2 separate regions of the Homo sapiens genome follow, and region 1 is linked to region 2. Evidence: read pairs that join two places in POLR2A ChIA-PET (ENCODE). Cell type or tissue: MCF 10A. All regions are shown on one strand. Links, peaks and the distances in the headings refer to the core of each region. The heading gives the core; the rest is flanking DNA.

Region 1 (6,714 bases), core at 951-5,950, 180 kb before region 2:
CTTTCCCTGGGTCTTAATTAGGGGCCTGGGTGGCTTGTTAAATCTCATATACCTTCTGTGTAATAGTTTCTGACCTTCACTAGAACGCTTGTTTTTTGAAGAGAGAAGTGCTGTATTGGGGGCCCTTGTAGGGGTTACTGAAATTCAGGTAATCAACAAGTAATATTTTAGAATAAGCATTCACAAGATTGCATGTGACGTACTTGTACTAAAAAAAAAAAATCCATTGTTGATCTGAAATTGGAATTTAACTTGGGTCGTGTTCTGTTTTGTTTTGGCTGAATCCGGCAACACTAGTTCCGTGGGGCCAGGTGACCTGAGCTGGGGTGAGGTAGCAAATGCCAGGATGATAGTAGGGTTCATTTCCTGGTAGTTTCTGATGGTGGCTTGTGATAAGAAAGTGGCACCAAGGAGCTGCCTTCCTGAGAAGTCTGCTAAATTACAGAAAGCTGTTTGGAATCAGAAAGGAGCCAATAACCTGATTAAGAGCACCCTTGCATTTCTTCCTCATTGGGCAATGGGAAATTGCCTGGGAGGATCCAGCCTTTACCATTAACCTTTCCTTCTTGGAGGACCGGCTCCAGTGGCTTTGACCAGTTATGTGGTGGCCTGGCATGCTGTCATCTGTGCTAGCCACTTTCCTATAATGTCTGCTCTTATGCTTCCAGCGAAGAGGGGGGCACCAAAATGTTGTTGTTTTGAGGGCTGATAGCAGGGAGTGAAATCAGAAATCCTGTGTGAAGGTTAGTGTAACTGGGAGATTGAAGGATGTAGTGAGAAGGGAAACTCCATAGCCAGACAGACCTGGTTTCAAAGCCTGGGACCAGCACTTGCTGGTTGTTGGATCTTGGAACAAGGGCTCAGTTTTCTGGTCTCTGAAATGGGGTTGCTAGTGATGCTTACCTCACAAGGTTGTGCTGAGGGTTAAATGAGCTAGTATAGTCAAGGCTTTTACATAGTGTGTGTTATTCGGTACAAGCTGAATTAATGACAGTGCTTACTGCCTCATCAACATGTGAGTTCTAGGTACTCCATGTCACCTACATGCTCATGTTTGTCTTTTAAATCTTGCCACTTGCCCATTGAAATAGGATATCTTGCATGCCTCCTTTTTGACGGAGAGCTGGCTGGCTCTGAGGCTCCTTCTAGAAGGACTCTGGGGTTTCTTGGCACCATAATCAATGGCTGCACTTGATCTTATTGGCTGCAGCTCCAATATGGGGGTAGGGTTTTGGGTTCCTCATTATTTCATGACCTTCTACTCCAAACCTCTACATATCAACATTAAATATCAGTACATGCATCATGATTGCTCTGCAAAGCCAGCTTCAGACAAGCTCCTAAACCTCCAGTCAGACTGTGGCCCCAGGTCCCTGAGTAAAGATCTTGGGAGCCACCACTGGGCCAGATGAGAAGTACTTGAGAGACCCAGCATGACCAGCCTCTCCTGGCAGGAGCCCCCAAAGTCTCTGGAGCACAGACTGTGTAAGAACACAAATAAAACAAATACAGAAGCCATTCTGAATGTGTCAGCATTTACAAGAAAGGTACTGTTAATATTCTATAGATAGCTCTGTGGCTCATGGAATGTGTTGATGTATGTATTGCAATAAAGGAAGCATGGGTAGATTAAAGGGCAGATTTAATGGAATGGCTAGGCTTTTAGAAAGGACATTAAAAGAAAGTTCCAGTGAGATTTTCACATAATTGATTACACATGAGGATGGAGGAGGCTTGTTTAGTGGGCTGGTGCATAGGCTGTGGGCTGTAGAGGCCGAGGCTGCCCAGGAATTCAGGCCCTGGGAGAGGCAGTGCCGGTGCAGGTCCCTTGGCCTCATTGGCCTATTCCTTTACCTGGCGGCTGCATCCAGCCTTGCTGCTCGGCCTGCCGCTGCCCTCAGAGAGTCAGCTGGCTGGTGGGTTGGCTGACAGCAGTGTTGTGTGCTGAATTCCTTTCCAAGGAGGAGGAGGAGATGCCAGCTATTCCATACATCATCCTCTGCCACCTGCCAAGGAGGCGAGATACTGCTGGGGAGAAAACAGCTTTTACTCATTCCTTTGTATTTGGGCCTGAATACCAGCCAGAAGCAGTGGGGTTTGGTTAGTAAGTCTGTCGCAAATCATGCTAATGGAAGTGCTGTGTAGAACATCAGGGCTGGGGAGTGTGTGATTGTTGAAAATTTCAGGCAGGGTGTTATCCTCCCCAGTGTTCCACTTAAGGAGCTGCTCTGCTGCAATCACATCATTGTGGCTGGGTGTGAGCAGCCTGCTCTGACAGGAAAGGACAGGCAAGGTTCGGGGTGGGGAGCACTCGGAGGTCTGTGATGTGATTAGTGGAGGGTTAGCACGGACAAGCTGTTGGCCTGGTCTCTTGAGTAGTGAACCCAGATGGGAGAGACAGTTTGCCGAATGCACAAAGACAAAGGAGAGCAGGACAGTTACAAGTGCCACCCTCAAACTCCATCAGACGGTGCTAGGTGAGGTTTCCCTTGGACTTATACCATCTGACAAGTTGGCCAAATTAGACATCATACTCAAAGAAAGGGCCCACCATGTTCAGGGAGAAATCTTTCAGTCCTGGGGCATAGAGGTTTGCCATTGTCTTCCCTCTGCCTGACTTTGGTGCGTCCTGGCACTCAGCTTTCACGGTTGGCCCAGGTCTGAGTTTCATGTTGCTCCCATCTGTCCCTTTCACCTGGAGAACCTGTTATACTTCATGACCTGCTGACATCCTCCTCCAGTAGGTAATGTGTGGTGCTAGAGGCCCTTCATTTTACCAGTGATATCAGAGGTGTACTGGAGGCAGAAGAGTCGCCCACAGCAGAATGGCTCATGGTGAAACCTGCAGAGGTTATCTGAATGAGTCCTTCCTGGTTTACATGAGCTATCTTTAGGAAAGCAGGGGCTTCCATTTTTCCACTAACATTGCCCAAATGCCTCTCCTTTCCCACCTTGTCCCAAACACACACCTGCACCCCTCCTTGGCTCCCTTCTTCTCTCCCTAGGTGACTAGATTAGTAAATCTGAGTTAAATACACTTGAAGGGGCCTTGGTGTTTTTTAAGCCGTGGTGCTGAACCAGCTTCTCCTGCTGCCTGCCCTCCTGAGTCATTGCCTGGCCTAGTTGCCAGTAAGAGTTGGGAGGAGGGAAAGGTGACTAATAACAAGCATGGGGGAATCTTTAGCCTGGAGAGCGATTTTCCTGCTTTCTTTACACCAAGTCATTGTGTGGAAGGAATGCGTGTGTGTGTGTGTGTGTGTGTGTGTGTGTGTGTGTGTGTGCATGCTGGGGCCTTTTCCAAAAGCAAGTGCTTTCTCAGCATCACCTGGGGCCCTTGCCACAGGAGGATGTTCTGAGGTCATGCTCTTTTCCTTCTTGTTGTCAGACTCGAGTCCAACATTAGCTTTGTTATTCCGGCCAGATGAGGAAGGAGACCATTTGGAAGTCATTTTTCACCATGTTCTTGGGCTTACTAATCCGATCACCTTTCTTGTCAGATCAAAGGTGATTGTTAAGTGTACTAAATTCTTCACACAGGACTTTTGCCCTTTTTTCAAATTTCTGTTTCTCCAAAACTGTAAAAATGAGCATAGATGCTTTCAAAATGAAAGTCCCTCCACAAATAACCCTAATGGAAAGGGAAACAACATCCTTCGGTACACTTCTTGCTTTCTGGGCCCTCAGAGAAGGGATCGGTCTGGGAGAAAGGGATTGTGTATCCAAACTGGACACCTCCAGCCAGCCAGAAAAGAGGATCTGTGCCTTTATTTATACTGTATTTACACAGCTCGGTGACCATTGAAGAAGTCTGTTTAATGAAATGCTGGAGTCGTTTTTAGATGGGCCTGTTGGAATCATTATGAGTAAACACGTGTAGAGATTTATTTTCCTTCTCCCAGAGGTCTCTTGGAGGTCCCTGAAGATAAATATTTGCATGGTTTCCAGTTTATACTTCCCCAGCCTAATGTGGTGCTGAGGCAAGTGGTTTGCCTCCTTTCACTGAGCTTGTTAACATGCACAGGACCCCTGTCCTCCCAGGGCGGGCTGTGACATTCTAACCCTGCCTCAGAGACAGTGCCTGGGTGGGCAGCCACTTGACCAACCTAAAGGCTAGTGCAGGCGTGGGCTTGTTGCTGTTCCAAGCAACCACACGCGGTAGTTGGTGGAGTGGACCAGCTTGAATCTAATGGTTTACCTTGCGTTCATGAAGCCAGGTCCTGCGTGAATCTGCATGGCTGCCCCAGTGTTATGGAATGTGGGGGCAGTGGACATAATTCTCAAGTGTCCTGAGAAATGCAGATCTCTGGAATTCTCAGTGTTCTCTTTGGGAAGCTGATTTACACTTGCTTTTCAATTGTTTTCCCTTCAGACCCTTAATCCAAAACAAACCAGGAGATGTTACCAAAGACATGGTTTAAACAATTTTTTTGATTGGTCTTTGTCTCCTTTCTTGGTTTAAAGTGAGGGGACAAGGAATTGCAGGGTGTTTCATGTTTATACTATATGCATTTTATTTAACTACAAGTTAGGAAAGTAGACCCAAGGTTACCCCATAAAAGACATGACTGGTTATTTGAGAGTATGTTATTAGCATAAAATGGGGTGAGGAAGAGGTCTGGGACTGTTCGATTTATTTTGTGGCTCCCTACTGGAGCACAGCAGAGGTCTTAGAAATTGATGTCAATAAATTTCAGAAATATTTTCATCTCAGAGTCAAAATGTTCTTTACCATAAGGTAGTGATAGTATTTAACCTAAGAAATACAATATGCTCATGTCTAATCTTCAGTTGGGTACACAAATTCATGGAGAGGCTTAAGGAAGACTGAAGTCACCTTTCATTCAGGGATTTGGGAAAAGGTTATGGCAGCTTTAATTCAGCATTATAGATATGTCAATCTAACTATGTATTGCCCCTGAAAGCATGGCTACTGCATCCTGCAAGATTTTGCAGCTGACCTTTTTAGGTTGTTGTTGGACATCCAGGGCTGAATGCTGTCATGAAATTCTGCTCCTTGGTAGCTCACCATCCACCGTAAGCTCACCATCCACTGTATGTGAATTGTCCCTAAGTGAGAAAACAGACTGCAGCAGGCCAGTGAACTTTTTGAGAAACTGGCAGACCAGCAGACATTCTGGCGCCAGCAGGACACCAGTGGGAACTGAAGGTCTTTGTACCAGGAATAAAACAGTGCTTCTTCCTTGAAGGAGAGGGAGCCTTGGCACTTGGAAAACCCTTGGTAGGAATTGGGTAGTGAAGCTTGAGGGAAGGGCCTGGAGACTGGTGAGTAGCTCTATGTGTAACCGGGGAGAGGAATTTCTTCTCCTGGGTGAAACAAGGGATGTAGGGGTGAGAAGGGAGTGGGGACAGTAGCTGAAAGTGTCAGTCAAGAGGTGTCCTCTCTGGGTGGAAACCCTCTCGTTTTCAGTGAAATCTCTCAGGAACTGCTTCATGGCAGCAGATTTTGAGAACCAGTGAAAGGGCTGCATTTTGCATTAGGGTCGGTGGGGGAACTAAAAGAATCACAGGCAGATGCAGGGCCTGGGAATTGGCACGATTCAGGGGTAGGGGAGTGAGGAGGAGTTTCGGACATTCCTAGACTGCAGAATTGGTGGATTCAAGACAATTTCACCCAGATCTTACAGGGCAGAGATCCACACCTGTGGGTCATGTGTTTGAAACAAGGTCCACAAGCAACCCCGTGGGTCCATTCTGTTTTCCCCGAAGAATACTGAATGGGATGGGAGGTTCCTGGGGAGCGTGCTTTGACCCTGGGACAGCGCACGGGAGGAAGGCCCCGCACAGTCTGGCTGCCTGGGGGTCTTGTCGCCTGGGGGCGGCGGAGAGCGCCAAGGCAGCCAAAAGAAGCTTGTGTCGTGGAGCAGCGGCGGGCACGGGGGACACTGGGGGGAGCAGCGGCGGGCATCTGGAGGCATCGGGGGACAGCGGGGGACATTGAGGGGCAGTGAGGGCGGCCGAGTTGTCGGCGGTGGGCGGCGCCGGGGGAGCCGCGCTCGGGGACAGCTGGCGGCTCAACGGCAGCATCGGCAGCATCGAGAAAGGTGACGAGTTCTGCAAATAACAGCTGCGGAGCAATCGTTATGTTTGGACAACGTGGGAAGGGCCATTGTTCACAAATTGTTCTCTTCAACAACACCTGCATGCACAGATAATAATCCATTGTCGGTCTCCGGCTTCAAAGACAAAAGGCAGCCGCGGAGGGAGGAGTCAGCAGAGCCTGGAGATAACAGGACCACTTTGCAACCGGGGAGAGTGCAAACGAGGACTCCAAGTCGCGTCCCGGGTCTGCCGCGACGGTCGCTCACCGCAGGGGTCTCCTTCCTCTTCTGGCAGCGAGTGCGACCTCTTTTATCCTAGCAGGCCACCACCTTCGCGGCAACAAACATCATTTCCTATGCAGTTGCAAAGCATGCTCCCTTGCAATCAGCGATCAATACTGGCAAAGTGGCTCCAGGATAGGAAAGGTCGCACGTGTGTTGGTAAATGGAAAGGTTTATGAGGCGCAGGTGGTCGTGCTCCGCGGAGATTGTGGTATTAGCATGTCAAAGACAAAACGGAACCAAGGTATACAGGCACAGAGTCTCTTCCTGGGGCTCCGGGAAAGCTTGGCACGACCCTCTTGAGCCTTCAGTTTAAAATGAAACGCTGGCGCCAGATGTGGCCACCACATTGCTGATAAGTCCAGTACCTTCC
Region 2 (6,714 bases), core at 1,050-6,049:
GAATGTCTAGAACCCATGGAATAATTTGCTGCCACTTTCTTTCAAGCAACTCAATGGGAATGAGTTATTAATCAGTGTCCCCTGATGCAAGCTCCACCGTTTTGTCATTTTCATGAAGTTTGCTGGCATATAAATATAACCCCCACATTCTTTTATGAAATACATAAATGCAATAAAATAGTTGCTTTGGTTCTTTTCTGGAGGCAGAAGGAGAAAAATGTCAAACTCTCATTGTTCAGTGTTTCTAACAGACCCCTTTTGTATCACCAGTATGACTTTCCAGCACAAAGTTCTGAACTGCAGATAATAGCTTAAAAGGCTATCTGAACCCATTCTGTTATGTAGATGAAAGAAAGCCTTTAAAATTAATCTATGGCATCTCTGAATAAAAAAGAAGGGCACTCATCCAACTCATTTCCTTGGGCCAAAACAGTGAGCAAGCAGACCAAAAATGCCAAGATTCTGCTGCTCCAAAGCCAGAGTCTGACACAGCGCAAGCACAGCAGATTAGCAACCAGATTCTTACTTCTGACCTGTCACTGTTTGGAAATATGCAACAGTGTGCTATTATTCAGTGTTATCACTAAACTAAGAGGCAATGTAAGGCATCTGACTAAATAAAGCATAGCATACTAATTAAGAACTGTTTTGTAACAAAATATTATTTTATGAGATATAAATATTTAATGGAGATAAAATAATCCTTATTTAAAAATTAGACCATCTGTTAGAAGACTGTCTAAACCAGAGGAAGTAACTGAAAAACTATGTTTGTCAAATTGGGATGAACATACTGGGAAATATGCACGACACATCACACTGGAGTATCAATTTTATTAATAAAATAGTGTCCGTAAATTTATTTATATGACAACAAATATGATATTAAGGAATTCAATGCAAACATGACCAAAATGAGGTATTTATTTATTATTTTTAGAATTTTTGATTTGGGGGCACACGTGCAGAATTGTTACATGGATATATTGTTGTGATGCTGACATTTGGGATACAAATGGTCCTGTCGCCCAGGTGGTAGGCGTAATACCCAATAGGTAGTTTTTCAGCCCATTCCCCATTCCCTCCCTGTCTCAACTAGTAGTCCCATGTCTACTGTTCCCATCTTTATGTCTATGTGTAGTCAGTGTTTAGCTCCCACTTGTAAGTGAGAATATGTGGTATTTGATTTTCTGTTCTTGCATTAATTTGCTTAGGATAATGGCCTCCTGTCACATCCATGTTGCTGGAAAGGACATGATTTTACTTTTTTATGGCTGCATAGTATTCCATGGTGTCTATATACCACATTTTCTTTATCCGATCCAGCGCTGATGGGCACTTAGGTTGATTCCGTATCTTGGCTATTGTGAATAGTGCTGTGATGAAGATGCAAATGCACGTGTCTTTTTGATAGAATGCATTATTTTCCTCTGGTTATACCCAGTCATGGGATTGCTGGGTAGAATGGTAGTTCTGTTTTAAGTTCTTTGAGAAACCCCCAAACTGCTTTCAACAGTGGATGAACTAGTTTGCATTCTCATCAACAGTGTATAAGTGTTTCCTTTTCTCTGCAGCATCTGTTATTTTTTGACTTTTTAATACTTGCCATTCTGATGGTATCTCATGGTGGTTTCATTTGCACAAAATAAGAGATTTAAATATTTTTTGAGTTAATAGCATTACTTAAAATGGCATCTGCCATTAATGGTATTCAGATGAAAAAGAATGGAAGCAATTATCAGACCTAATCAGAGGAATCAATTACAAAATAATTATGCAAATCAATGCTGTTCCTGTATGCAAGCAATAAACAGAAATTATAATAAAAATATAGATTCCATTCACAATAAGACACACACACCATAAGATATAGATAGTGCTATGGTCTGAATGTTTGTCCCCCACAAACTCATATGTTGGAACCTAATCCCCAGTGTGATAGTGTTAGAAAGTAGAACCCTGTCTTTACAAAAATAATTTAAGAATTAGCTGTGCATGGTGGTATGTATGTGCCTGTCGTCCTAGGTACTTGGGAGGCTGAGGTGGAAGGACCTGAGCCTGGGAGGTCAAGGCTGCAGCAAGCTGTGACCATACCACTGCACTGCAGCCAAGACAACAGAACGAGACTCTGTCTGAAAAAAAAAAAAGATATATTATTAATAAGTCAGTCCCCCAAATTAAGCTCCAATTTCCAACACATTCCTAATAAAAAAAAAACCAATAGGATTTTGGAGAAAACCTGACAAAAATGTTCTAATACCCTTCTGAAAAAAAATTCATGTAAGGGCGAGGCGCAGTGGTTCATGCCTGCAATCCCAGCACTTTGGGAGGCTGAGGTGGGTGGATCACTTGAGGTCAGGAGTTCAAGACCAGCCTGGCCAACATGGTGAAACCCAGTCTCTACTAAAATTACAAAAATTAGCTGGGTGTGGTGGCGTGCACATTTTAAAAGAAGACTATGAATCATATTAGGAAGATCTACTAGCTTTAAATCTCTGCTGGAAAGTTACTGACAAAATTCTTTTCTAATAGGTAACATTAGAATGAGATTTTCTCTTTAGTAAGAGCACCAAGACCCAGCTAATGCCCTCATTCAGTATTTCTCAGATTTGGTTAGTTTATATACAGCTTTTCATGGAAAAAATTATTAGCCCAAGTGATGACTCAAATTATTTTTTTAAGTAACATTACTTCATTACCATCAAACAAAACTAGTTATATGCTTCTTAGGTTTTTGACCCTTAAACAAGTATAATGGTAAAATACATTTATCAATTAAATATCCATAATTGTAAAAATCAGTGAAATTCAAATGAGGAATATTTTTAAAATGTGATAAATGATATTTTATGGAAACCAAATTGCTGGTGTTGGATTGAATAGGAGGAAGATGTGTTTGGTTGTTTCATGCTTCACTAGCTGGTTGTTGCTTTTGATCTGGAATATGATGAGCCGTTATTTGAGGCTTAATTGTTCCTATCACTGTTATTTTTAGCTCTTATATTTGTTTTTATCCATTGATCGACTATGTTGATTGTCCAATAAATTTAGTGCACTGTCTTGTATACGATGTTGTGTACAGTGTTGCATACGACATTGAAAGTTTAGCACCAGTTCTCTTGGAAACACAAACACAGATAATGAACTCAAGCCAGTATTTAGTTACAAGATGGTCAGCCTGATGGGCCAGAACACTCTGATATGACTTTTCTTAGATCATAATCCAAAGAAAAGCCCCGAATTTAAAAAATTATCTCAGAACTTGTGAATCTCAGTTTGAGAAAACATTACCCCAGCTTACTTCAAGTAGTAATTGATGTAAAAAAAAAATTCCAGGGTAACAGAAGAAATTGGGTAGTATTTTGTGATTATTATAAGTGAGACTTTGTGACATTGATCTATATTTTCAACACCCATCTTTGGCATGGACTGGCTGATCCTCCTTTAGAGATGGGCACTGCTAAGCCTATTCTGCAGATGAATAAATTGAGGCAGAAAACAGCACTCCAGGGGCATAGAGAAAGTTGTGGTGAAATTTAGGTTCGAGGTCAAAGTTGTGCCTAACTGAGAGGGAAAGTGAGGGGCAATGACAAAAATTGCTCAGCCTTGGCTTGCTCTGACACTATTTAAGCTGTACCTTTTTTCTTCCTCTGGCTAACCAGGACAAGGCATCCAGGACCACAATGCAGGGAGCCTCATCAGGCACTTGTGCTAAACAGGCACTCCCTGTACCTGACCCCCTGTGTCCTATTCAGCTACAAGGGATGAAATGGAAACTAATCGCTTTTCTGAGACCATGAGAACAAGCAGTCAGCTTGCAAGATGTTATCCCCTTCTAATTATAGGTCCACAAGCGGTGAATGCTTGCCATGGGAAGCTACTATTCTTTCCCAAATGCAGGTGTCCCTTCTTGAACAGCTGCCAGGAGCTCAGCAGCCTTGGAAGCCCTTCAGATAAATAGCACCTGAGGTTACATTGCCTCAGCTGTGGCATGTAGAGACACAACCCTCGGGTATCTGGGTGTGGACTTGCTTTAGTCATGGGGAGACTAGAGAGACTTGTCCTTCAAATCAGACCAACTTATAACCACCTCCCCAAACATCAGGGGAATAGCACCCTAGCCATAGTTACTATTGTAACCAAAGGAAATAACCAGAGCACCAGACTCTGCCAAGTAGATTCATTATGAGTGGTAAATAAGATAACATTTAGGATTAAATCGAACTTTCCTAGGCTTGAGACTTTTCTGCAACTCCACACAATAGCACTGGAAAATAATTTGGTTTTATAGTTCTTATTAACTATGGTCAAGGCTGGAGTCCTGTTTTTAAATTACCAGATTTGACTTGTTTGCCTGTTTGAGGTAACCTGCCAAAAGTAGTCACAGAAAACCAGGTTGCTTTCATTCTGCACTTACTATTTTTGTTTTTAGGACCCCAAAAGTGAGCTTAATGCATTATTAATAGGAAGTTTGACTTATGATCTTTAAACAGGAGCTTTTAAACATTAGTCAAGGTTTGAAAGCCAAATACTTATAAACATGTTCCTACGGGCATAAAAGGGAGGATGTAAACCAAACTGTTAACAATGATTATCTCAAGGGAGGGGCACTGGACAGGGTGGAAAATGTCACTTTCTGTTTTATACACTTCTATTGTCTAAGTTTCTTTGTTTAATACTGAGCATGTGACTCATACTTTAACTGTTTAAAAACAGTTTTTATTTAGAATAATTTCATTCACATATGAAAAATTAACCTGGATTCACACTGATGTCACAAGCAAGCACAATTCAAGGCATATTAGAATAAGTTGATTTGATCTGATTGACTTTAGGAAGAACTTGTGGAAATAAACCAATGTAATTTAGGGTAGAGCCTCTTCCTACAGCAGGAGGGGTGATTTTTCTCAGTCTCTTCTCAACAAGACCTCTGGTTTGAGAAATGGTGTGAAACCAGGCAGATTGCAAGCCCTTGTATGGAACCTTGGTGGCAGTGACTGGTGATTATTGTGCCCCATTAAGGCAGAAGATCCAGCCTCAGTGGAAGCCATGAAATTGCCTCAGCCTCTGCCAAGTGTTTGTTCTACAACTGCATGATTTGTATGCCACTGCAGAACCCTATGAATCCTAGTGTGTTGCGATGTTGAGAAGAAGAACATGCCACTCTCATTTTAATCTGGTTTTCTGGGGAAAGTACTTGTTAGGATTAGGGAGACTCACAAGCTGGGCCTGGCTCTGCCCCTTACCCTTTATGGGTCTCAGTTTCCTTAACTCTATACATAGGAGAAGACTGAATTTTACACGATCTCTAAGGTCTCTTTTGGCACAAAAATCCTTATGACCTCTGAAGTGGTTCCTAAACCAAGATTTTTGAGTAGTGAGTACCGTATAGTTCCTTTCTTGTCCTTATTGATTGACGGATTGAGACAGGGTCTTGCTCTGTCACCCAGACTGGAGTACAATGGGGTGATCATAGCTCACTGTAACCTTGAACTCCTGCGCTTAAGGGATCCTCCTGCCTCAGCCTCCTGAGTAGCTGGGACTACAGGTGCATGCCACTCTGCTCAGCTAATTTTTTTATTTTTTTAATTTATTTTTGTGGTAGAGTCAGGGTCTCACTAAATTTCCAGGACTGATCTCAAACTCCTGGTCTCAAGCAGTCCTCCTGCCTTAGACTCCCAAAGTACTGGGATTATAAGCATAAGCCACCATGCCCAACCTCGTTGTTTTTTAAAAAGCCCAACTTCAAGTAAACATAGCAACTCGGTCATTGTCATATATGTAGTCATATAGGTCTATGTTGTATGTTATATGTGTATGACATGTCAGTCAAAGAAAAGTCAGCCCAACCTGCTTTATAAGTATGGGAGAGGGAGGACCAAGAGACATGGAGGGCTCAGGGTTTCTCATGAAACAAGTATGTATTTGGGATTAAGATCTTGTACTCCATGCTCCCACATGGAGACAAGTCTGCCTTCAAGTTTCTCTTCATTAGCGCAGCACCTTAGAAATAAGGGCCATGTCACCCATTTTCCTTTAAATTACTCCTAGCTCAGGGGCTGAGTTGGTAGAGGGTGGCACCCTCAGTGATGTTCTTCTGGCCAAGCCATTCCTGCTCTGACGGGGCCACTCTGGAGCCAGCAGGTGGGTTCCTGAAGTAAGCTGATGACTCACTCGGTCTTGACCTGATTCCCTCAGGTATGGAATCTGTCCCAAGGAGGTCTTGTGGAGAGTGGGGAAGGGAAACTGCACATGAAGTGCCCAAACTCCTGGTCACTCTATATGTCAGGCTCAACTTGAGTCACTTGCAAGCATGGATGTGATTTGATGATGAACAGCCTGTTACATACTACATTGTACAAAATAAGAGAGGTCAGAGTGGCCTTCAGACATCATCCTGAAAGTGAACGCTAACTTGAACACCTCCTCTGACAGCCTTCCCTTCTTTGCTTTTTTCTTTCTCCTTGTTTTTTCTAATCTCCAGTTCTTCCTTCTTATCTGACTCATGACTTCCCATGGCACTCATGGATGGATGTCGTGTATTTTCCTATCTGCAGCTCAGATCCAAAGACAAAAAAACCCAACTGAGCCCTATCTGCCAACCATCCAAGACTCCCAGGTGTTTCTAAATTCTTTCCTGGATGTCTATCTCCAGGACTAAGAAGTTCTGGGTCTTCTTTTGCAGGCTGTCAACAGATTCCCCCTCATATTTGA

Evidence for each region. Peaks named below come from ENCODE experiments on the same cell type or tissue, not always from the same donor. Only the 100,000 strongest peaks of a DNase experiment are listed, where the experiment ranks them.
Region 1: POLR2A ChIA-PET joins it to region 2 with 32 read pairs; 2 of 35 experiments call an interaction of 5 or more read pairs at or near these places.

What each region holds. Positions count from the first base shown.
Region 1 is chr2:172,228,975-172,235,688 of GRCh38, forward strand. No RefSeq gene overlaps it. Among named protein-coding and RNA genes, the nearest start is that of DLX2-DT, 130 kb to the left of the region's middle. RefSeq lists a silencer at 6,007-6,301. In MCF 10A, for the core only: no CTCF peak of the experiment used is centred there; DNase peaks (open chromatin) are centred at 1,977 and 3,147.
Region 2 is chr2:172,404,614-172,411,327 of GRCh38, forward strand. No RefSeq gene overlaps it. Among named protein-coding and RNA genes, the nearest start is that of ITGA6, 20 kb to the right of the region's middle. In MCF 10A, for the core only: no CTCF peak of the experiment used is centred there; a DNase peak (open chromatin) is centred at 3,948.